Linked DNA regions of Homo sapiens: regions 1 and 2 are each linked to region 3. A link is a loop called in an ENCODE intact Hi-C map of the cell type or tissue named here. Cell type or tissue: PC-9. All regions are shown on one strand. Region 1 overlaps DOCK4 (dedicator of cytokinesis 4). Region 2 has its middle 15 kb from the start of LSMEM1. Region 3 overlaps DOCK4 (dedicator of cytokinesis 4).

The links. A loop is a pair of places that touch in the nucleus more often than their neighbours do. Peaks named below come from ENCODE experiments on the same cell type or tissue, not always from the same donor. Only the 100,000 strongest peaks of a DNase experiment are listed, where the experiment ranks them.
Region 1: a loop joins it to region 3, with 2.7 times the contacts of the local background. A loop is called at or near these places in 30 of 110 quality-filtered maps.
Region 2: it touches region 3 in a loop (3-fold over the local background); 3 of 110 quality-filtered maps call a loop at or near these places.

The regions. Positions count from the first base shown.
Region 1 is chr7:112,188,510-112,196,509 of GRCh38, forward strand. All of the region lies in intron 1 of DOCK4 (dedicator of cytokinesis 4), which reads right to left. Among named protein-coding and RNA genes, the nearest start is that of DOCK4, 14 kb to the right of the region's middle. In PC-9, no CTCF peak of the experiment used is centred here; a DNase peak (open chromatin) is centred at 3,942; H3K27ac peaks cover 906 bases.
Region 2 is chr7:112,491,876-112,499,875 of GRCh38, forward strand. No RefSeq gene overlaps it. Among named protein-coding and RNA genes, the nearest start is that of LSMEM1, 15 kb to the left of the region's middle. RefSeq lists a silencer at 4,837-5,050. In PC-9, a CTCF peak has its summit at 4,159 (motif pointing left); a DNase peak (open chromatin) is centred at 4,166.
Region 3 is chr7:112,076,834-112,084,833 of GRCh38, forward strand. The region is part of intron 1 of DOCK4 (dedicator of cytokinesis 4); the gene reads right to left. Among named protein-coding and RNA genes, the nearest start is that of DOCK4, 130 kb to the right of the region's middle. RefSeq lists enhancers at 3,682-3,731, 7,656-7,755. In PC-9, no CTCF peak of the experiment used is centred here; a DNase peak (open chromatin) is centred at 3,728.

The DNA of each region.
Region 1 (8,000 bases), 110 kb after region 3:
ATATCAAACAAATGTTTTTCAGATATGAAGAGCTTTATTACATCAGTGGTGCAAACTGTGCTGCATGGCATACGTGTCTGGAACACGCAATAATTCCATGACAATTCATACCCCCCAACCCAGAAGATTTCCCTACCACCACTTAAAGTAGAAGCATGTCAGCTCATTAGGAAAATCTAGGTAGTAACTTCAAACCTTGTTGTAACAGAATTTACATGCAATACTCCAGCCTCATTTTAAGTCAGTGGTTTTCAAACCTTGGTTTTCACAGTAAAGGGTGTTGTTGTTGTTCAAATAAATGCTCATATACACCCTCATCATATAAAAGCAGCATTTTATCCTACTAAACTTATTTTATCTTTCTGAATTTATATTTTCTCAGTATCAAGTCAGTAAGAACAATGACGAGGGTTCCTGGTAGCCCATGTCACACCACTGCAAATGAGAAAGAGGGTATCCTTCTTCCCAGCTGAGACATCCCAAAATCCAGCCACCATATGCAGAGCATACCATACAAGTGTGTGACAGATCACTGCCAACACAATGTTCTAGTGAATAAGCCTATTCTAATGAAAACAAAAATTTGGAATGGGAAGCTATAAATAACAATTGTAGTCTATTTCTTCAGCATGCCATATATTTCTATATTTTGTGTTGGTTATGCTGTGGAGTGAAAATGCTGTTTCTCACCAATGGCTAATTGCATATTTGGTAGGAGTTTTGTTTCTGTCTTTTGATAACAGCTTGCCTTGCTATCTCAAGATACTCTTATTCTGGAAAAAAAAAAAACTGTGGTGGGAAATTTTTGTTACAAAATGCAATCACTAAAAGGTTGGAAAAGCACCCCAAACTTGCAGGAAGCAGTAAAAATGCCTAAGATCCAGTACTGACCGAAGATTTTCTACAACTGACCATTACATGGTGGCCAGAGGATATGACAAGCAGATGTATCTGAGTATCTTCTGGCATTTAAACGGAGTCTAGCAGTCACATGGTGTTGTAAAGACTTCAGGTGTAAATACCCTATTAAAAATTTATACCTACACACACTGACTCAAATAACATGTACATTTTCACTATATGTTACAATTTATTATGTAGCAAATGTTATACTAAGAGCAGAGGATACAATAAAAATAATACAGTCCTATCTTCACTGAAATTCAGCGGTTGGTGGTAGGTTTCTTCATGACATAGCAGCCTAGCCTTCTTGTTTTTATTCTCTGTCTGGGTTTTGTTTTTTTTTTTTTTTTTTTTTGAGATAGGGTCTCTATATTGCCCAGACTGGTCTCAAACTCCTGGGCGCAAGCAATCCACCCGCTTCAGCCTCTCAAAGTGCTGGGATTACGGGCATGAGTCACCACACCCGGCTTTCTGGGTTTTTTCAATGGCAATTTTACATAGTCACAGGACAAACAGAACCACAATGTATGTTTCAGATTTTATGTAACTAATTTCATATACTTTTGACAAATTCTATCACTTCTCTCACAAACACTTGTTTTCCTCTGTGGATGTCGGGGGGTTGCCAGGCCCCAGTCAGGATACCCTCATCCACTCAACAAAGCCTGGATTATACATCCTGGACAACCTTGTATATAAATGTAACAAATAACTACAACACGCTGAGCTTTGGGCTTTCTCCCTCATCCAAGGAACCCATTCATTCATTGATTCAACACTTACTGAACTTACTACAGGTTAGCTCTGTGTTACCCTCTAGAGAAATCAAAGCTGAACCACACAGCATCTCTGGCCTCAAGGGCTTCCCTACACTGTAGCAAAGTCGGACAGTTTCAAAACAGCAGCAGCAAAGGCCCTGAGAGAGGCAGCTGCAGGGCACAGAGCAGGAACAGAGGTAGAGCAGTACTCTACCAGGAGGAGTAGAAAGAGACAGACACTCTCAAAGAACAGACATTGCAGTTAGGTTTTCCAGGTAAAGAAGCAGGAGGTGGATGGTCAGCCCAGGAAGCATTTCAGCAGTTGCAGAGGCAACAGTCCTCAAGTAGCCTGGCATCTCTGAGGAGCCAGTGGTTCCATAGGATGGAGGACAGCGTATGAGAGAAAGAATTGCCCAGCACGGGATGAGATTGCAGACAGGGGCCGATTTAGGAGGGAACTTGTGTACCATAAAATGACTTTGAACTCTATCCTGACTGCAAAAACAAAAAAAAAAAATTAAAGATTTTGTTTTTTACAAGTGAACTACATCAACAAATTTGCTTTATGAAAAAGGTCACTTGTGGCTTAAGTCCAAAGCATGTACTAGAGAAAGGAGAATGCAGAAAAGGAGAAAGATTAGAAGACTACAGCAGTAATTCAGACCAAAGAGGTACCTATTAAGCACACCAAGGAGCATACCAACTCCTTGGACAGGTAGGACAGGGCTTCTCTGAGCATAGATGAAGCAGAATGTGAAGCCCCAGGTCCCAGCAGAGCAAGGGCTTCCAGTATCAGAACCACAAGCCTCAGAGCTCAGGGTTTCTCTTGCTCCTCCAATGAATGGGAATCCTCCCTTTTTTCTAGCCCCCTACCTTCTAGGCATCCCTGTTACTGCAGGTTTCTTGTTTTGTTTAGTTTATTTGTTTGAGGCAGGGCCTCATTATGTTGCCCAGGCTAGAGTGCAGTAGCTAGTCACAGGTGGGATCACAGCTCACTGCAGCCTCAAACTCCAGGGCTCAAGCAACCCTCCTGCCTCCGCCTCCCAAGTAGCTGGGACAAGTGTGAGCCATCACGCCAGCCATGAATTTTATTTTCACTCCAGGGTTCCTCCCTGCTTCTGGTCCATCCTCACTCAAAGACGCACACATTTATTCCCTTCACGTCACTCAGCACTGTTTGGTCCTTGGCTCCCATTTCCCTATTTCTCCCCACCCCTCTAGTACCCATCCCCATCTCCTGAGGCACCTAGTGGCTCCTCTGTCACCACTGTGCCCCACACCCCCACCCACCAGCAGTCAGCATACTGACTGACCATCACTACCACAGACCAATGCTAGAGTAAAAAGACAACGTGGGGACTTATTTCACATAATACTGGTATTAACACTAGTATCTTATTTAAAAAATAAAGTATAGTGAGCAATTTCTTCAGCACTGCCCATAGAACCCCAAAGCCTGGGGCTGTGCCTCCAGATTCTGGCCCTAAGTCGTATGTACAAAGGTGTGATACCATGAAGGGACCACATGCTTCAGGCTGGGACAGATGAGTGCCTGAATCTCAGCCCTTCACAGGTGGGTCCCCTGCAACAAATTACTGGCCCTCTCTAGGTCTGCTGTAAGGCTGGAGTATGTGCACAGGGCCAATCACACAGGCCCAGCCCTTGGTAAGCATTCATCCTAAAGCTGGGTTTTCCTCTGCCTGCCCACTCTTATTTTTCTGTAATTTAAATATGGATATGTTTAAATTATATACTATATAACATTACATACTATATATACTTATATAATATATATTATAATTATATATAAGTATACTTAAATATTATATATTATATAGTATATAACTTAAACATAGTATAATTTAAATATAGTATATATACAGTGTTTGTGCTTGTGTGTGTGTATATATATAGTGTGCATTTATATATAATTATATACTATAGTTTCTATTTATCCTTCCCAAAATCTCTTGAAGGAGAAGAATCGATCCTAAATCCATCTTTCTTCCTCTGCCCAGTCTTAGAAGGAATCACACACAAAAAAAGATAAACCATTTTCCAAGATACTTAACATCGGTCAGGTGACAGGAATAAGAGGGGACAAGGGGGAGGGGAGGGGGAGGAGGTGGAAATTACCCAAAAGGAAGAGGAAGAAGGTTTTCCAGATATTTAAAATGTGATTCCACTCAGCTGTTTATCTTGGGCGATCTTAGCAGCCGGTGACTCACTCCTATGGGAAGTATCTCAATATGAAACTTCTATTCTTTTGTAGAAGTTCTGAGTCTTCCAGGATATGAGACACTCTTTCCTCCTCAGGGCTGTTTCTTCAGGTGCACAAGTGAATAATATCATCACCATCCCAAGTCCTTATCTTCATTTTAAAGCTTGAAGGGGAAATATCTGTCTTAACTTTCACACTGATTTATCTGTGATACTTTATGTACTCCCTTACTGTGTATTTAAAAACAAAATCAGGGTAACATCTATCTTGAAGAAATGTTGTTCAAAGTAAATGAGATAAAACTATGAAACATTTCTAGCTCCTTCACTTGTCCAGTCATCCAGTTCTATATCTCTTTGGATGCTTATCAAGCTAGCATATTGCCTTATACATCATAGGCATATACCATAAATAATCATCCAACAGAAGTTTTTCTACCAACATGTCGTAAAATATGCCCTTATGCTTGTCACTAAGAAAAAAAAATGCAACAAGTAAATCTTTAGAGGAAGGTACTAGCTACTCTCAGGAAACACATACTTAAGGATAGTAGAAAAAGAAAAGAAATTCCTCCAAATATTGCTTCATTCTCTTCAGGGACCTGATATTCAACAGCCAGGACTTTCAAAAACAAAGTACTCCTAACCCAATGCCCCAACCAAAGTTTCATATAATAAAACTTCCATCTACTTTTTAAAAATGCTAACCTATATGATTAAACCTGTCACCCTAGGTTTTTATAAAAAACTGTAGCAAAAAGAAATGAAGCATCTGAAGACTCTACCTCTTTTGGTTGCTTTGAAGGCACCCAAAGTGATGTGACAACTCAAGACAATGTGAGCAACTTTGCAAAAATGCCATTATTCAAATAAACAGATACCTGGAGTTACTAGTCGATATCTACCATCAAAAAATCTAACTCAAATGGGTGCAGTCGTTTATACTTGTAATCCTAGCACTTTGAGAGGCTAAGGCAGGAGGATCACTTGAGCCCAGGAGTTCAAGACCAGCCTGAGCAAAATAGTGAGACCCTGTTTCTACAAAAAATGAAAATAAAAATAGCCAGGTGTGGTGGTGCATGCCTATAGTCCCAACTACTGAGAAGGCTGAGGCAGGAGGATCACTTCAGCCTGAGAGATCAAGGCTGCAGTGAGCCATGATCACACCACTGCATTCCAGCCTGAGCGACAGAGCCAGACCATGCCTTAAAAAAAAAAAAAAAAAATTCTAGCTCAATTAAGTCTGTGCCTCCAGAGGTGGGCCTGCAGAGTCAGATCTCAAATCACAGAGAGAGCCAACACTAACTACATTGATTACACTGAGGTTGAGGATCCTGCTTCTACTTTTTTTATATCCCTCTTCCTACAATCCCTAAAATGTCTTTAACCCTTCTGCTTGGGCTGCCATATAAAGTACCACAGGCTCGGTGTTCTAAAGCATGGAAGTCCCAAATCAAGGTTTGGCAGGACTAGTTCCTGGTGAGGACTCTCTTCCTGGCTTGCAGACTGCCACCTTCTTGCTGCACCCTCACATGGCCCTTTCTCATGCTACCTATGAAGAGAGCATGTGAGCTCTCCAGGATCTCTTCTTATAAAGACACAAATCCTGTCAGATCAGGGCCCCACCCTTATGACCTCATTTAATCTTAGTAACCTCCTTACTCCATATATATCCATATTGGGAGTTAGGGCTTCAACATATGAATTTTGAAGGAATACAAACATTCAGTTTATAGCACCCATAAATAAGCAATTATTCCTATTATTCTGTAATTGCTAAATAAAACCTCTTCAAATTGTTGACTCTCTATGTTGAAAGGTCTGTCCTGCACAAATTATCCCTGGGTCCATAGTCCAACAGGACAGAGTTTATAGAACAAAGGAAAAGTGAGCAGTGACACCAACATCAGTCTTCTAAGCAAACATTTCATGGAGAGAGCAGAATTTTTACCTTAGGTGAATTCATCTGAAGCTGTTTCAACAAATTAAAAGAGCAATTAGAGCTCCCTTTCAAAGGCTTAGACCCCACAGCTATATGAAAACACATCTTCACTGTGGATACTGGAAAATGAACACAGCAGTGACATCACAGGCAGTCAAACTCATATAACAAGGAAAGCTACTTTAAAATTTTGAAACACAGTACTTTCTGCACATAAATGACAAACTAAATTCAGGCTGTCCAGACTCAACTTCTACCAGTCCAACCTCTAATCCTGAAAGGAAACCTCACAAAGGAAATAATGTTTGGCTTATAGAAGAACTTACATAATGATTTTCTGATTATAAAAGAAATGTATGCTAATTTAAGAAATTACTAGAAAGTATGAAATTAAAAATAAGCCATCTCCTCAATTATAATAATTGGTTGTAAGAACATTACAGGTAATGTGTATGCCAATTCTTCACCTCTGATAAGTATTTTCCCATTTTAAAACTCATTACAATAATTTCTACATAGTGTATACATGATATTGCCTAACCTGGGGCAAAGAACATAAATATTTAGTCTTCTGAATCAATTTCTATAACTATGGATGAGAGTATTAATGGAGATTTTACATACAATTAATACAAATATAGTTCTCCTAAAAAAACAAACTGGAGGCTGGGCGCAGTGGCTCACGCATGTAATTCCATCCCTTTGGGAGGCCAAGGTGGGCAGATCACCTGAGGTCAGGAGTTCGAGACCAGCCTGGTCAACATGGTGAAACCCCATCTCTACTAAAAATACAAAACTTTGCTGGGCACAGTGGTGGGCACCTATAATCCCAGCTACTCGGGAGGCTGAGACAGGAGAATCACCTGAACCTGGGAAGCAGAGGTTGTAGTGAGCCAAAATTGTGCCACTGCACTCCAGCCTGGGCAACAGAATGAGACTCCATCTCAAAAAATAAACAAACTAGCAAACAAACTGGAGAAGGGGCAAACCTTTACTATGTGTGCAATTTTTTAGGAATCCTCAGATCTTAATGTTTTTCATCCAGACTACTGGAGAAAACCTCAGAGGTTTCTTCTCTCTTCATTCTTTATAGAACTGCCTGTTGATGTTTTGGGTTTTCGTATTTCTTTGAGACCCTGGCTAACCCCTGAGCCTGTTATCAAGGCAGCTTTACAAGCTCCTCAACCAACTTTGGCTACCAGAGGAGAATGGAGAACAGGTTCTCTCCTCTCCCCACAAAGTGAATAATGTTTCATCCAGGATCTCGGTTGGGGCTATTTTCGGTTGCCTTATGTACATGCATCCCCACGTTCCCAAACCTGCCTACTTCTGGTTGCCAACAACGGATGAGATTATTCCATTTTGGAGAAAAAAAAAAATAAGACATAGAACCAAATCTCCACGTTTCTGCTTAAAGACTTCAGGGAGAAATTTTTGGTTAATGTCCAATTGATAGTCTAATAAACAGCAAATTTCTTGGTTTAGGAAAATGTTTCACAACTTGGGAGATAAGTTGTTAGCAAATTCAACCAGGAAAACTTACAAATTTCATATCCAGAAGGGTTCTCACCAACCACCCTCCCACGAGGGGGCACAAATGGGGGAGGAGAACAAATACACATGTGTTAGTAGTTTCCAAAAGCCTCCCATGTAAATGTCATGCTCTCCCCTCTTCCTCACTCTCCCGTTTTCTTGAGAAACAGCCATGTTTTCGTTCATTGCTAAGTGACAGATGCCTGTCCAGATTTAGTTGCCTTCCCGCTTCCATAGAGATGCAAATGTGATCACTGATTAAGGCAACCTGGATCTCGAACCTCTCTACAACGCGAAGGACTGAGCTAAAAATAAAGGTATGGGTTCAATTCCACTTTCAGATCTGCGTTCAAGGCTAGTTGATGTGTACAGCTCCAAGCCAGGTTCCCAGTTGTAAGTTATTATATACCATGTACCACGGTTTTAGGGCAATTCAGATGAAATCATCTCTTATCCCCCTACCTCCTTCTCTGTCACCAATACCCTGCCAGAAAAACTACACTATCCAGTAAGCTTTGTTATTGCAATACTTTCAAAGCAACTACAAAATCACTGTCCTTATGAAGACCACAGTACACTTCTCAATGGTGAAGTGGCATCTTCTATAGACCCCTTTCCACCCACCTACCCACCTTCCTGTCCTG
Region 2 (8,000 bases), 420 kb after region 3:
AAGTAGTAGGTGTGGCATAGTGGAAATAACCGGCTACATTTAAACCTCTATTGGTGAGACTAAGGACAAAACATTTTTTGTGGCATGGTTTAAGATGATAGCCACCCTGATCTCTTCTGAGCAAGGATGATGGGGTGAGAGTCTTTTAGCAAAATAACTCGTTAAGTTACGGTATAACAGGCGATCAGTATAAGCAGGAGGGTTTGTTGTTTTCCAAATGATCTAGTCTGAAGAACATAAGGATCCACATTTACCTACCTGCGATGGAGCCAGGAACCTGTCTGTCTGCCCTGGGCTAAGGGCTTGACCCACAGGGTGCACTGGGAGGAGGGAGTGGGACACTAAGGTAAGGCCCAGGAGAAGCAAAAGGAATAGAAGGGACAGCCGAACCAAGACATGTCCTGATAGGAAAATAAAAGAGAGTTTTGCACCATTCTTTGGACTTTGGCTGTGTTCACAAGAGGCTGAGAGAGAGATGATTGTTCTAGTAACAGACTTTATCTCCACACCCTTCCTGATGTTGCCAGCCATTATGGGAGGATCACACATATCTTCTGACTCCAGGTGCAATGTCATGTACTTTGTATTCTGCCATGAGGACCCTGGAAGAATTTTCTTATAGCCCCACAAAATTGTTCTGTGTTGGTAACCACCTATAGGTGGGCCTGGCCCAGCTCTGCATACCGTGCACTGCTGTGACACCTGGAGGCTGTTGGATCTTGGAGCTACCTGGAACTAGGAGGCCCTGGCTTCTAGTAAGGCCACTGAGCTGCAACCTAAGGGGTACAGGGAACTTATCACTCAGGAATAGACCAGGGTCATCTGGCCAGGACTCTGTCAATGGGCACCAATCCCCAAAGCAAGAACAAAGCAACAAGGAGATATGAAAATAACACAAAACAACTGTTTTGTTCTGGGTAACAATAGCCTGGGGAAAAGGGGAGAATCTTGGTGCGCATGTCATTTGGACTAACTGAGGTATCTTGGAGTATATTGTGCAAACCATCATGTTGTAACAAATTTTTATTGCTTAGAAAAAAAATTAATGGAAACAAGTTCTCCTTGAGTCAGGGCATAAAAATAATTTTATTCCAGCTTAACATAATGACCCTATTTATATTCAGGAGAGAAGGATAAGCAAAAGAGATCGATCATCAGAAAAGACTGGTAATCTATCCCCTCTGTGAATGAGTTTGGCCCCAAGAAGCTGTGAAAAGAAGAGAGAGCCTTAGAACTGTGGTCAGGCAGTGTATTTTCTTTTAAGGAAACATAAAAATGTTCTTACTGGAATCCGTGCAGCCACTTATTTGGTGAAGATGACTTATCAGTAATTTTTTTTTTTTACATAGGGAAAACATTACAGAAATGTAATTCTACTTTTTATGAGGATGAAAATGATTTTTTAAAAAGCACATGAAAAAACAACACAGAAGAAAATTCCATTTGATAAATGGGTACTAGGCATATACACTGTGCCCAGCAGTGGTGCCATGCTGTGCTGGACACTACAAAGGGTGTCAGAGGCAGGGAAATCATGGTCCCTTCAAAGAGGCTTCTGATCTGGTCATGCAAATAAGCCATGTACAGGCAACCAGTAGTGATCTGTAATCATGAATCAGAAATAGCAGTTCCTCAGTGTGCCCATCCGAGTATCACTTGAGAGGCTGGAAAGACCCTGATTCTTGGACTGTGGCCTTGGCTATTCTGACTTAGCAGGCATGGGGTGGGACTAGGAATTCCTGTTATGAAGTGCTGCTGTGATGATTCTGGTGCTCGGTTTGGGTGGCTGGACAGATAACGGATTCAGAATAAACTTGGGTTCTGATTCTGGTTCTATGCACGAGTAACAGTGTGGCCTTGATCATGTTCCTTAATTCCCCTGACTTTCAGCATTTTCTTCTGTATCATGGGAGGGTGTTGCTGCTGGTAAGAATAAGGGAGTTGACACAAAGCCCTTCAGTCTCTGTGTTGTTTACAGGTCACTAAAAAATTAAATGAACTTAAATTGTATATTAAAGAGGGTGGCCATTCTGTAGATATTATTTTGAATGTTTAGGCAACACTAGTAATCTCTTGTCAAAGAACCCCCAAATATGTTCAGAAGAACATATCCCTGTCACTTCCTCCTTCACTCATTTTTATTTTCTCTTTATTTCCATCCCATTCCTGTACCTCCGGTCCCACTTGTCTTGACCTCCTCAACTGCACGGAGCTTAGGCTCCAGTTTATGGGGCTGTTGAGGGCTATTTTGATAGCAGGTTTGAGCAAGCACCTGGGAACTCCGAAGGGTGAGGGACCCGAGGAGATCCCAGGCAAGGGGCTTGCTCTACGTACTGCCCCAAGAGAGCCTGAGAAGATCTGGTTGAGAAAAGTAGTGCTGCTCGGGTCTCTGCCTAAGGGAGAGACCCTTAGGCATTAGACTCACCTAGACTCACCCCTAATGAGTCTAATTAGACTCATTAGACTCACATTAGACTCACCCCTGCCTGATCCCACCCACATCAATTACATCAGGATCCACCAAGTCCCATCATTTTGAGTGGGAACTTCCTGTCTTGAGTCTTCTTCTGAAGACGTTTTCTAGACCCTGTGATAGGAGAAGATTGACATTCCCTTCTGGGGATGGTCAGATGTCCCTTATTTGATCTAGCCGTATAAGTGACTTAGAAACAACTCTACTCTTCAGATTTAGTGGGATTAAAAATGTAATCAACCAATATTAAAATATTCAATAATCAATTGGAACCAATGACAGTCATGCACCATGAACTGAGACAAGTGATTGATTTATTCCTCAGGAGCTGAGGAGCAAAACCAAGTGTTAAAGTGAGCAGAGATAGGCTGTTATGTAGTATAGTGCAACTCCTAAAACGGCAAAGAATAAAATTTGTCTTAAATTTAGCTGAGTTTTCTGTCTTTGCAAATGAGTCAATTTGGACAAAACTTGTGTTACCCTTGAATTTCCCTCACCACTTAAGGGAAATCAAAAGAAGTCACATAATCGGTCAGAAAGAAATTCAAGGAAGCATTTACTTCTGTTTCATTTCTTCATTTTCTCTTTTTTTTCCCCCTTCAAGATTAGTATTAACATTAACATGGCTGGGAATTCTTCTGTAGACATTTGCTTTTTGGCCAGCAATGTGGGGAGCAGGATGTGAAGGTGGATAAGAACAGAGACAGCAGCCATGGCATGAAATATAGAGCCCACCTGCAAGGCGGCAGGCAGTGTTTGAAGTCTTCTTAGATGGAGGCAGGCATGAGATATTTCATGTCTTCCCAAGTGGCTAAAGAACAAATGATCTGTGAGAAATGCAGTCCTGAATTTAGAGAGTCATGATCCTAATTCTTCTTCATTTCTTGGCCTCATCTATTCCCTTTTAAATTTTGAAACTTGATTCATTTTTCATGCATGAATTCCCAAAGTAATGAGTTGTAACAGGCTTATTTCATTAGGAACATTCCTTCTGAATGTGCAGTGCTGCTGCCACAGAGCATTTATTGTTTAATGAACAAATGGAGCAGACCAAACAATTGAAAACCAGTTAATAATTCAATTAAGGCTTCTCCAATGCTAAAAATGTCTAATTTGTCATTCCCTAAAGTGATTTTCAATATCGCCAGAATCAGACTAAATTAGAACTCTACTCTGTGTCCCCTTCTCAAACCTAGCAAACTTCTTTAATATTCATAAGTCAGGGTCAGCTTCTGAATTACTGTAAACTTATGTAGAGGCTCAAAAACAGTTTTTTATAGACTCAGAAAAACACTGACGAAAGACATGAGGCAGCCTTTGACATTCAGTCTGGGACCTTTTAAAGAAAACTTTCAGTAGAGATGCTAGAAAACCCAGGTTCTTTCCATATTACTTGGTAAAAATCACAAAGGAATATTTTATAAATGTTTTCCCACCAACTTGATGCAATTCACTCTTCTTTTGAGCCTAGAACTTCATTTGAACCTCTTAGATTTTGCCTTGTAATCGTGTATTTGTGTTGTTCCCTTTGTTTGATTCTGGTCTGGGCATCCCCAGCGTGTTAGTACATTGCTCAATAACGTGAATTTGTTTAATTGAATTAAGCTTGGAAGAGTTTCCAGGCTGTCTGCATTGCCTCTGATTTGCAATTACAGCAAAGTGGTGTTCACTAATAGGAGAGGAGGGACACCTGGTGGCAGTTGGGTACTTCAAGCGAAGGAGGTCCATTTGAAAGAAAGAAGGAAAGTGAGAGGATAGAGTATGTGTGGGATACTGGAGGGAGAGCAAATGGTGGCATCAGACCTAGAACAACTGGGAGCTGCAACTGGAGGAAATGGCCATGAGTAGGCTAAGAGGGCTGTGTAGACAGTGGTGAAAACTGTGGACTTTGGAATTGAAGGACCTGTCTTTGAATCTGGCTCTGCTGCTCACAAGTTGTGTGAGCTTGGCTAAGTTATTTACCTTTCCTGGGCCTTGGTCAGCTCCTCGATAAAATGGGAATAACACTTATCTCACAGAGTTGCTGTGATGATCGAACAAAATGATGCCTAGCACTTGGTAAGCACTGGATTTATGAGAGTGGCTAATCTTTTTATTTGCAGAAAGAAGGGGGAAAGCAGAGTCTGAGGTCCAGACAAGACCTTCTGCTGGCTCTAGAGAGGGGCTGATGGTTCTTTTGGATTTGAGGAATTTTCCTCAGAAGGGAGCTCTCCAATCCCACTTTTAGGAAGGTCTGCACAAGGTAACCTTATCTTCAGGCCTCTTCTGGGAAGAATCTTCTCGTGAAGCACTAGGAATTTATTAAGCTCCAGACGCTTTCATCATGTAGACGTGCATCCCTCATGGACCTTATCTCTAAGTGGGGAAGCAAGGTTACCACACAATGGCAAAATAAGAAAGAAGACATGGTTAAGTGCCCAAATTTATGGCCCAGAAAATAAGAGCTGGAATGGTTCAGGGGAGGGCAGATATCTCCTTGAGCAGACAATAAGCTAACTGCTATCCCAGGAAAGCCCTCAGCCCCATGCAAACTGGGACAGTTGGTCACCCTACCTTTAGAGAGAATAACAGAGCCATCCAGAGAGTTTCTCTGGATGTCTCTACAGAACTGCCTACAACCTCACCCTAACTTTTAGCTTTTCCTCAAGACTCACATCGAGGTAAACTGCTTGTTTTAAGAACTAACCTCTGTCCTTAATTCAGTCTCCTATTCCTAACCCGGGACCATGTTCTATCTAGTCAATTTGTCCCTTTCCAACTGCTAAAACATTTCTCAAATCCATCCCTTCCTCCCTATCCCTACTGTCTGTGCTCTACTTAAGCCCATAATTGTGTTTTGTCCACATGATCACAACAGACTTCCCACCGGTCTCGTAGACTCTGGGTTTGTCTCTTTCGAGTCCTCATTCCACAAGGCCATTAGAATAACCTTCTTAAAAATGTAAATCTATACCCTCCCTAGTAAAAAATCTTTAATAGTTCCCAAATCCTGCTTTGTAGGTTCTTTATAGCATGCTATTTCCACGATGTCTTTGTTCAGAGAGTCCCTTCTCTTTGGGATATTCTTTCTAATCCCTTCATTTCAACATCCCTCCTGCATGTATCCAGTCTTCTCAAACAGACCCTCTAAAATGTTTTTGGTTTTGCTTCCTCAAGGAGTCCTACCCTAATATTTTCAGGCACCAGATGGACTTTGGAGTCAGGTGAACTGGATTAGAATCTCAGTTCTGATTCTTAAAAGCTGTGTGGCCTGGGAAGGAAACTTAACCTCTTTCTCAGTTCCTTCCTCTCTGAAAATGAGGGTGATAACATTGACCCTATAGTGGTTGAAAGGAGATCACGTGTTTGTGAAACACTTAGCATAACTCCTGGTTCACAGTCAGCATTCCACTGGGCTGTAACCACCACGAGGGTAGAGACCATGTCTCTCTTTTTCATCCTTGAAACCTTAGTGCCTAGCAGTGTCTGGCAGACAGAAGGCTTTTTGAATAAATGAGTAAAGAAACAGTAGCTTTTAGGAATGTATTTATATACATATGTATTTCCTACAGTTTCCTCCTTATTAAAATTGCTTGGGGATAAGAAACCTCTAATTTTCCTAGGCTTTCTCTTATTTGCAAATGCATCTGTTTACTCCTCAAAGGTGGATTGTGGATTCTTCATGAAGAAGAATGATTTAACCTGGAAAGATTAGAGATGTCAGTTGACCAGGGAAAGCTTTTCTTAACTTATAGTGACCTTTGTGGAGGAATCCATTGCTTAGTGGACTCTGATGATGCAGCTCGTCCAGTCAAGGTCCACTCTCCTTGACTTTGCAGCTGCTGTCCTGGGGAAGGATGATGAGGGGGAGCTCAGTCAGCAGGTGAGACAGAAAGGGGGTCTTGCAGGAAAAGGAGGTGAATAGATTGTCCTTGTTCTTGCTTTACTCTCTACTCAAATTTGTCTGGTTTTTGTTTGTTTTGTTTTGTTTTCAGATGTAGGACAAAAGAGACATTTTGCTGGTAGTGGTGCAATTCTTTTTTTTTTTTTTTTTTTTTTTTTTGAGATGGAGATCGCAGTGGTGCGATCTCGGCTCACTGGAACCTCTGTCTACTGGGTTTAAGCTATTCTCCTGCCTCAGCCTCCCCAGTAGCTGGGATTATAGGCACCTGCCACCACGCCTGGCTAATTTTTTTGTATTTTTAGTAGAGACAGGGTTTCACCATGTTGGCCAGGCTGGTCTTGAACTCCTAACGTCAAGTGATCTGCCTGTCTTGGCCTCCCAAAGTGCTGGGATTACAGGCATGAGCCACTGCGCCTGGCCTGTGGTGGAATTCTTTACAGTCTGAATTTAGTGCAGGATCAGCTATGTGATTTGTGGAGCCCAGTGCAAAATGAAAATGCAGTGCAGGCCCCGTGTTTATAAATTCTTAATAATTTCAAGATGGCAATAGCAGAATATTAAACCAAGCACAGTGTCCTCTGCAACTGCACAGGCTGACAACCGAAGAAACTGCTCTAGTTTAGAGATTTGACAGACAAGAAAGTCTGTGTGTTCCTGACATTTTCTGCAGTGTTCAGCTCAATTCCTGACTTACGAAGTTTAGAAAAAGAAATACCCAGCCAGTAAGTCCTCTCTTCTTCATAAAGCTCTGCTATGTTCCCTGTGATTTACACCGTCTTGGTCTTTTGGTTTGTTTTGCCCAAGACCCTGAACGTCTTTGCATTATGGTTTCTCCAGGTTTAATTCTTTTTTTGTTGTTGTTTTTTTTTGAGACGGGGTCTTGACCTGTCACCCAGGCTGGAGTGAAATGGTGCTATCATAGCTCACTGAAACCTTGACCTCCTGGGCTCAAGTAATCCTTCTGCCTCAACCTCCCAAGTAGCTGAGACTACAGGTGTGTGACACCATTCCTGAATAATTTTTTAAAAGTTTTTTTGTAGGAATGGGGTCTTGCTTTGTTGCCCAGGCTGGTCTCAAACTCCGGGGCTCAAGTGATCCTCCCGCCTCAGCGTCCTAAAGTGCTGGGATTACAGGTGTGAGCCATTGCGCCACTGGGCTGTGCCACCACTCCGGGTTTAGTTTTTTTGTCTGCCTGCTCTCATCCTTTTTGTTAGAAATTTGAATGTGCACTACATTCTTTCATTCCTACATTCTTTCTTCTTTGCATTTGTTGTCCTTTAAACAGATTTTCCATCTTTAATTCATTTACATTTTTTTTAAACTGTCCTTCTACGGTCATTTTAGTTTTCTCTGGATGCCTTCCAATTTTCATTTTTTCCTCAGCAAATAAAGTGTTTAAAATGGAGTGTGGTGATCTAGGAGCCATGGATGTGAAGGCAGAGCTTAGGCTGCCTTGATCTTAGGAGACCCAGCTTATAACTGGATGGTTCGCTAACCCCCCAGCAACTGTTATGCTCTAAATTAGACCCACTCTTTTCTCATGGTTGGCTTCTGACCCAGTATACTTGGCATTTCCTTTTTCAAGCTTTTCCTACATCCATTTTGTATCAGCTTCCTAGGTGTAGTTTTACTTCCAATTATTTT
Region 3 (8,000 bases):
TTTTTCAGGAAAGAATACTACATTTAATGAAGCGTTGACTGAATATACTATTTCTTAAGGTTGACAAGTATATTTTCCAATAGCATAAAACAAAGATCGCATCATTTGAACACTTTCCTGCAAGAGACTTGTTACATATAAATGGCAAGGTGTATATAGTAAGTAGAGTACTTAGACGTTTGATTTTATTCAGTATAAAGTCAAAATGGGAAACAGGGAGAGAAAAGCCAATGAGACAGGGAAAGAGTAACTGAACGACAACTGATACTCAGCAAATAAGGTTACTGTCAGCCAGTAGTCAGAAATTCAAAACCCTAAAGCAGTACACTTTTCTAATAAAAGTAACCTTTTGGATAAATCTTTGCTCCACCCCAGCATGGACAATTACGTGGTAAATTAAGTTATCCAAAAAGGAAAAATGCTATAAAAGTTAGCCCAACATCATACTAGCAAAAAACACAACATAGCTGGGCTCCTTCTGAACATTAAAGACAAAAATAGAATAGTATTTACATTAACTACTATGGGAAAGACATCATATAAAATGAAACCCAATTTAGAACATTTTTCATTTTATACTTTTTATACTACAAAAATATTTTAAATATTTATAGAAACTAACGTCTTTTAAAGATATATTATTTATAAAACAAAATTACGCATCATTTCTACAGTGTGCTTAAGAGTGATGGAATACGTATTTAGAAAAAGTCACTAATACATCATTCATACGCATTCCAAAGTGAGTTGTGGTATCATGCATTATAAAATCATGTTTTAAACCATAGTGTGTAATAGATTACCTTCACAGAGCACCTATGATTTATTAATATGTGCGTGTGTGTGTTTTTTAACATGCCAGTTATTTAAATACAGTATCATGGCAATATTCTAGGCTGAATGTTGATGCTAGAAAGCACTGGATAATACAGCACTTGTAATTTTCTGAATAATGCTCTCAAATTTTTATAAAATGTTATTCATTCTAATAAAAATTATAATCAGTAAACTTATCAGTTAATAGGTTTGCTAAAAATATAATAAATTTAATGTATAAAAGGTAGCTAAGACACATCAAAGCGGTCCCAGAAAGAGAATAATAAGTGTTGATCACTTTGTGTTTTGTATTTATTAGAAATACAAGCCTAAGTGAGTAAAATTCTATTATATTTATTAAATGTATTGGCATAGATATTAATTACACTAATTATTGATAATGATGAAAATACAGAAAATTGTTCTCTACTAAATGGTATACTGATACATGAATCAATTCAATATACATAAATTCATCAAATTTCTCATAAAATTTTAGAACTATCAGGTGCATGAATAAGATTTTATCTCTCATGTTTTTTTAAATGTTAGAAGATGCTTAATTAGTTTACATCTAAATCTGAGCTTTCCTTGAAAACAAACACAAAGAAGCCTCTTTTGTCTCACTACACTCTACCCCATTTCTCTCAATACATTCTGCTCCCAGCTACGTCCAAGACAACTAGAGCTGTCATTTTTTATATGAAATACAAATGGTTTACAATTCCCCCAGGTAAATACTTTTTCCTATTATTAACTCTCTTGATTACCAAGAACAAGGTATTATAAGTCTTATTATTTTGGAAACAAACTTTACCAAAGCTACAGCTACAGGCATGGCACATAGAGAGACGATTTAGGAAAAAAAATATTTAACTAGGCAGGATCACTGTGGAATATCAAAGGAAGGTGATTTAAGAGTTTGTCGAGTTTAAGGGAGAGAAATGTTGTAACACAGCTCCAACCTTCTTCCCCAAAGCTGAAATGGTCAAACAATATAGACATGCTGATGTCAATCCCTTGGACATCTACTCAAGCCAACTGGGAAGAAAGCAGAGGCATAGGAACGTCTGGAGATGAGAAACAGGAGGGAGCTCACTCACTTATACACGTATCTCCTGCAGAGTCTGGGTCTCTGCTCCAAACATAGACCAGTACTGCCTTTTTGATATATTATAAAGAAATATAAAATACGGCCGGGTGCGGTGGCTCACACCTGTAATCCTAGCAATTTGGGAGGTCGAGGCAGGTGGATCACATGAGGCCAGGAGTTCGAGACCAGTCTGGGTAACATGGCAAAACTCCGTCTCTACTAAAAATACAAAAAATTAGCCGGGTATGGTGGCATGCGCCTGTAATCCCAGCTACTCGGGAAACTGAGGCAAGAGAATCGTTTTAACCTAGGGGGCAAAGATTGCAGTGAGCTGAGATTGTGCCACTGCACTTCAGCCTGGGCAACAGAGCGAGACTCTGTCTCACACAAACAAACAAAAATAAATATGTAAGAATGATAGCAGGCAGGAAGAATAAGGTAAAATGAGACAATTTCTAAAAGTTATACAAATACAAGTGAATTCCTGCACATCTGTTTAAAAAAGCAAACTGTGCATGTGGAAATTGAGGGAGACTTTGCTTACCTGCATTTAGTACAGATAAGAACCTGGAAGTTTCACCTGACTAAAAGGTCAACCTGAGCCAACTGTATTATGTAAAAGTACATTCCCCATTCAAAAACTAGAACGAAACAAAACTCAGCTAATCCATGGGTCACTATTGGCAATATAACTTTAGTACCAAGGCCATTAAAAATCCTGCTGTACTCTACTTGTAAATTATATGATCTATGAAGTATACTTTTAAATTTTGGCCATAACATATTTCAGGGCACTGACAAGCCACAACAAGCTGAGAGTTGAATGAGGACAGGAAAGGGTCTAGAGACCCTGTACTAAAAGAAATGGTAGAAGGAATTGGGAACTTTAAAACTATGAAAGCTCTGGTACTTTAAGAGTTGACAAAGAGATGTGGTTATGGTTAAGCTAATCAACTACTCTGTGCTTTAGTTTCTTATTTTGTAGAATGGAAATCAGAAAAGCACCTCCCTCACATGCTGTTATAAAGAGTAAACAAATTAAATCCAATAAAATAATGCACATAACTGGTTACAGCAAGCACTGGTTATCATTAATAACATCATCTTCATTATTTTCTACAGCCCCCAGAGGGCAGACTTAGGAACAATGGGTAGAAGTTAAAGAAAAACAGATTTTGGCTGAATAATGGGTATAAATCTTACTTTCCTATTTCAGATTCCATCTCTTCATTTTTAATGTAATATAGCTGAAGTTATTTCTGATAGGTCAGCTTTTAAATTCCTATGGTTCCTTAGTTATCTAAATTAATTTCTATTAGAGGAACTAAAGTTAGAAAAATTTAAAAAAATACATTATTTTCATTCAAAAAAGAATCAGTATTCTAATTTACCTATCAGGTAAATATGGATTATTAGATTTTCTTAAAAGGAGGGTTGCCAGACAAAATATAGGATGCCAAGCTAAATATAAATTTTAGATTAAATAATGAATGAGTTTTTAGTATATATATGTCATAAACATTTCATGGGACCTACTTATACTAAAAATCTATTTGTTGTTTACCTGAAATTAAATTTTAACTGGGTATCCTATAATTTATTCGCTAACTTTAGCAACCCTATGTAAAAGGATAAATGTTAACAAAACTCAAGTAATTTAAAAAAGTTTTTACATAAACAAAATTTTGAGCTTCCTTTTTCATGTAGGATGATTTCTTGCATTGATAGAGAAATGTTACATATCTGCCAGTTTTTGTTTAAACAACATTTCAGAAATTCTTCTTTCCTGACACGTCATTTAGTCATGTCTCAGATTTCCTGTGCCAGCTTAAGTTGCTCAAGAAGAGGTTATGGTTGGCTACGCACTTGTGACAATGTGCAGAAACATCACTTCCCATTTGGCTAAAGGCAGACAGACCTTATGGTAGACTTTTGTTTTCACCTCTGTTAGATGTGGATGACACAGCTCCTTCGTTCAACGCATATTTACACAATGGGTATATCCAAATACGTAAGACAACCACTGTCAAAGAAAACATCTTATGTCATTTTCCTCAGGCTCTACAAATACAGCCACTGTCACCTGAATGCTGTGAACTAGCAACTGGATGCAGACAGCAAGATATTTTGATGTTTCAATAATATTTACACTTATGTCACTAAACACTTGTGTAGATTTGTGGGGTATGAGGAATGAAAATAGACTTAAATAATTGTTCCATCTGCTCAACAATATAAAAGAAATTGTTAAAAGACATGAACAACTGTCGAGGTACATTTCTAGAGGGTCCGCCAAGTAGCCCACAGGCCACGGATAGGAGGCTGACATCTGAGAAGACAAGAAGGATGAGCCAGCAACAAAAATACTGAGACAGGAAGGCGGGTAGTGGTGCAAAAAGCCCATGAAAAAAGAATCGAAACAGGAAGAAGGAACCCGCAGTCAGACAGGAATGCGAATCCTGTGGGCAATTCAAGGAAGTAGTGAGGTTTGGAGGAGACACACAGAATGCAGGCAAGCATGACTCCGTTTCCACATGACAGCTACTTCTCAGGGCTCTAAGACACTATTTCACATGGAAACAAGACAATCCATGTGAAGATATCCCTAACACCACCAACTTTTTAGGAGAAGCTGGTTATTACAGTCACAAATCAGGGTGGCTTTCATCCCAGACTCAGGGTGAGGACAGAGTCCTTGAGGGAAGCCTGACACGAAAAGTGCAGATGAACACTCATTATGTCCCACAGAGCAGGTCAAGGAGACAAAACAAGAACATGAAGAACCACTCTCAAGTGGGATTCTTCTAGAAAGATCCCAGGAGGAAAGTCACTATGTCTTAAAGGTCTTGCAACTTATTTTTATCCCTTTCTTATTTTACGTACTTTGTCAGTTATCTCAAATGTTTTGTAGACAGAAAAATAAACAAATCTTGGTAGTTCCAGTGCCCGTCAATACTCCACACACAGCTGATGTTTAATAAATGCTGATTAAATTAAATAATTTATTTGTAGCTGTTCTCTTGAAGGGGTCAAAAAGAAAGATGGTAAATTGGATCTGGGGCTCAAGAATAAAAAGAGGGAAAACTATCTAAGGTATCACAGTATAAAATGTGAAGACCAAAAGAGGAAGATCACAGAGTAATGCGCAAGATCTCCTAGTGCTCATGAGTCCAGAGACAGACTTGGGTTGGGGCCCTGCTCTGCCTCTTACCAGCTCTGTGACAAATTGGGCAAGTCACTGAAGGTTCTCCCAGCCTCAGAATACTCATGTGACAAATGGATGTCATCAGAGTACCTACGCTGGAGAGGCGTGGGGAATTACATGACATTATACATGTAGAGTTCTTAGCTCCGCACCTGTCATGGAATAGACACATAGTAAATGGTAGGAAGGGTAGATGCAGAGGGAACAGTAGTAATGAAATATTGAACCTGAAAAACTTTTTAAAAATTTGTGTCATGACTGGAGAGGAAATCTATGTTAATGCAATCATGCTTAGTGAAATCTCAAATACACAGTTAACCCTGAGAGTCTCATACATTATTGTAATGTCAGTAGAGGAAACAACAGCCATCACCATGCCCCCATTTGTGGGTCTGAACAATTAGCAGCAAGCCAGGTAGGAAGTTGGTAATTTCACAGGAAAGCCAGAGAAAAAAAGGAAGAATGGCTAGAAATAGCGGGGGTGGTTGCTGTGGTACAAAATCTACCTTCCCTACTCCTTTACTGGGGGATAATAGGATTGGCAACCCATAGGCACGCTGGGATTTCCCAGCAAATCAAATAAATTTCGTAATTGTTGTTCGCTACAAAATTATTTTTCTCTTCCTGTAAGAAACCGGAAAAGCCTACAGAGAATGTATTGTTAATATTAAACCCTCGACTAAAGGAGATGTAGAGGTATTTATGGATAGTAGTCAACTCACTCTCTCTCCTCAGATTACATTACACTTAACGATTTAAGGCTTATAGTTTACTATATAGAAAAAGAGAAAGGAGAGAGAAATACTAATCACCACAGTACTTGCTGAGACATTTTATATCAGAAACAACTGAGATTGGTAGTGCTATTCATGTATCTGAAAAATATATAATTTTTTAAACTTGGTAAAATCCTACCCATATGACTTAGCTAGAAATAAATTTTAAATTAAAGTATCATTTATTCTAGAATGTATTTAAATAAAAACCACTTTATTACTTTTAATGTATTATGGAGATGGTCAATTTAAAGTCCACTGGGTCTACTTTTTGAATAGATTAAGCACACTTGAAATTAGCACTAATTATAATTAGCATTAATTGTAGCCCCAAATAAATATTCTAATTTTAATAATGTACTTCTTTTCAGAGGGTTCACAACATAAATTTTATAAATAATCCCTTTATCCATAAATTGCACTAAGGTAAAGTAAATTTCAATGTAGTTTAGGCAGATTAATTATGAATTAGGAATCAGTAGAATTTTTTATTAATATGATCTTAACATAGTTGAAAATAATTTTATTTGATATGTGAATACCATCACAATTGCCTCAGGCTCTCACATCTATCATCTCCATTGGTTTTACATAAAAGTACCTAGAGATTAGGTAATTTTCCCCTAGTTGTTCTGTGAGTTGGTTATAGATATAAGATTAGAATATAAAATATAGAATTAATAGTATAACGTATGACCCAGTTACTATAACATAATGAATTAACCTCTGTTTCCTAGAAGTTTTTATCTTTACATGTTGAGCTTAACCCCTCATACCCAGAAGTCAAATTTCTGGCAACATCTCTAATTCTTTTTGGAACAAAATGATTAAGGTAAATAAAATAAAATAAAATAAAAGGCCACCAAACATCCAAAATAGCTATGAAAACAAAGCTTCACTCCCCAGAAGGCCTTAAAATCTTCATGTAGAATTTATCTTTACCTGAACACAATTTTTAAAAGACATGGTTTTCCGTGGCACAGAATGAACAAGATGAAAAGTCAGAACTGATGGCAGGGATATTAAAGATATGAATAATAACTACATATAGTATGGAACCTTGTTAGAGGATCATACCAAAGGCTTAGTTTAGTACGGTAAATTAGATTGGTATTTGGCAAATAATCACTTTTCCCTAACCACCTCATGGAATAAGTATACTTCCCTGCTCTGCTGTTAGGCTTAGTGATTGACTTACTTTGACCAACGGAATGGAATCAGATGTGATTCCAGTTGACAGCTGAAGTGCGCTTGCACAGTTGGGCTAACACTCTTGTACTCCTACCACGACCATAGGAATAGCTTCGCTGGTTTGCTTCCTTCAGACTGGGCCCTCAAAATAAACATTTCTGGAACAGACCTAAGCTTAATCCACAGTGAGGACCTAAACCCAGACAGGCCTGCAGCATGAAGTAGAGTCATGCCGTCAGGCCTGGCCCAGAACATGCCCAGCCAATCTCTATCACAGAGAGTGAGAATGAATGAAAATTAGTTTAAGCCACTGAGTTGTGGAATTGATTTTTATGGAGCAACAGCTGACTGATGCAATCATAAAGAAAAAGTGAAAAGATGTTTAAATTGCTTCCGCTTAAAACCATTACATTTCAGTACAATTTATATCAGCAGCTACTAAAATATTTGAATGTTTAGTGTTTGAATTTCAGCTGACTAGAAAATTTCATTTATACAGAGAGCATCCCAAAGCCACTACTTAGCAGCATGATACATGGATCTTAGAAGTTGTGTGTCCAGCAAAAGGGAATGAGCATTTTCTTTAAATAAAGTCTGCTTAGCTTTGCTGAACAGTTCTACCAGACCCTCAGTTAATATACTTTCATCTGAGGTTTCATGCTGCTGACTAGCAATAAGAAACAGTCACATGATGCTTGGGCTGAGAAAATGTTTCAGTTCCCACAAATAGAGCAATGCAGGAAATTTCAAGACATGCATAATGAAAACGAAAGAAAATCCTTGTTTTCTTAGAAAATCTCCCTTCATGTTTGTACAGAGTGAAGTAACAGATATCCAGATTTAATGCCAAATCACAGTGACATGACTTGTTACCATTGTTATGCTACCATTACAAGGCACTTCCCGTGTGACCGGCTTT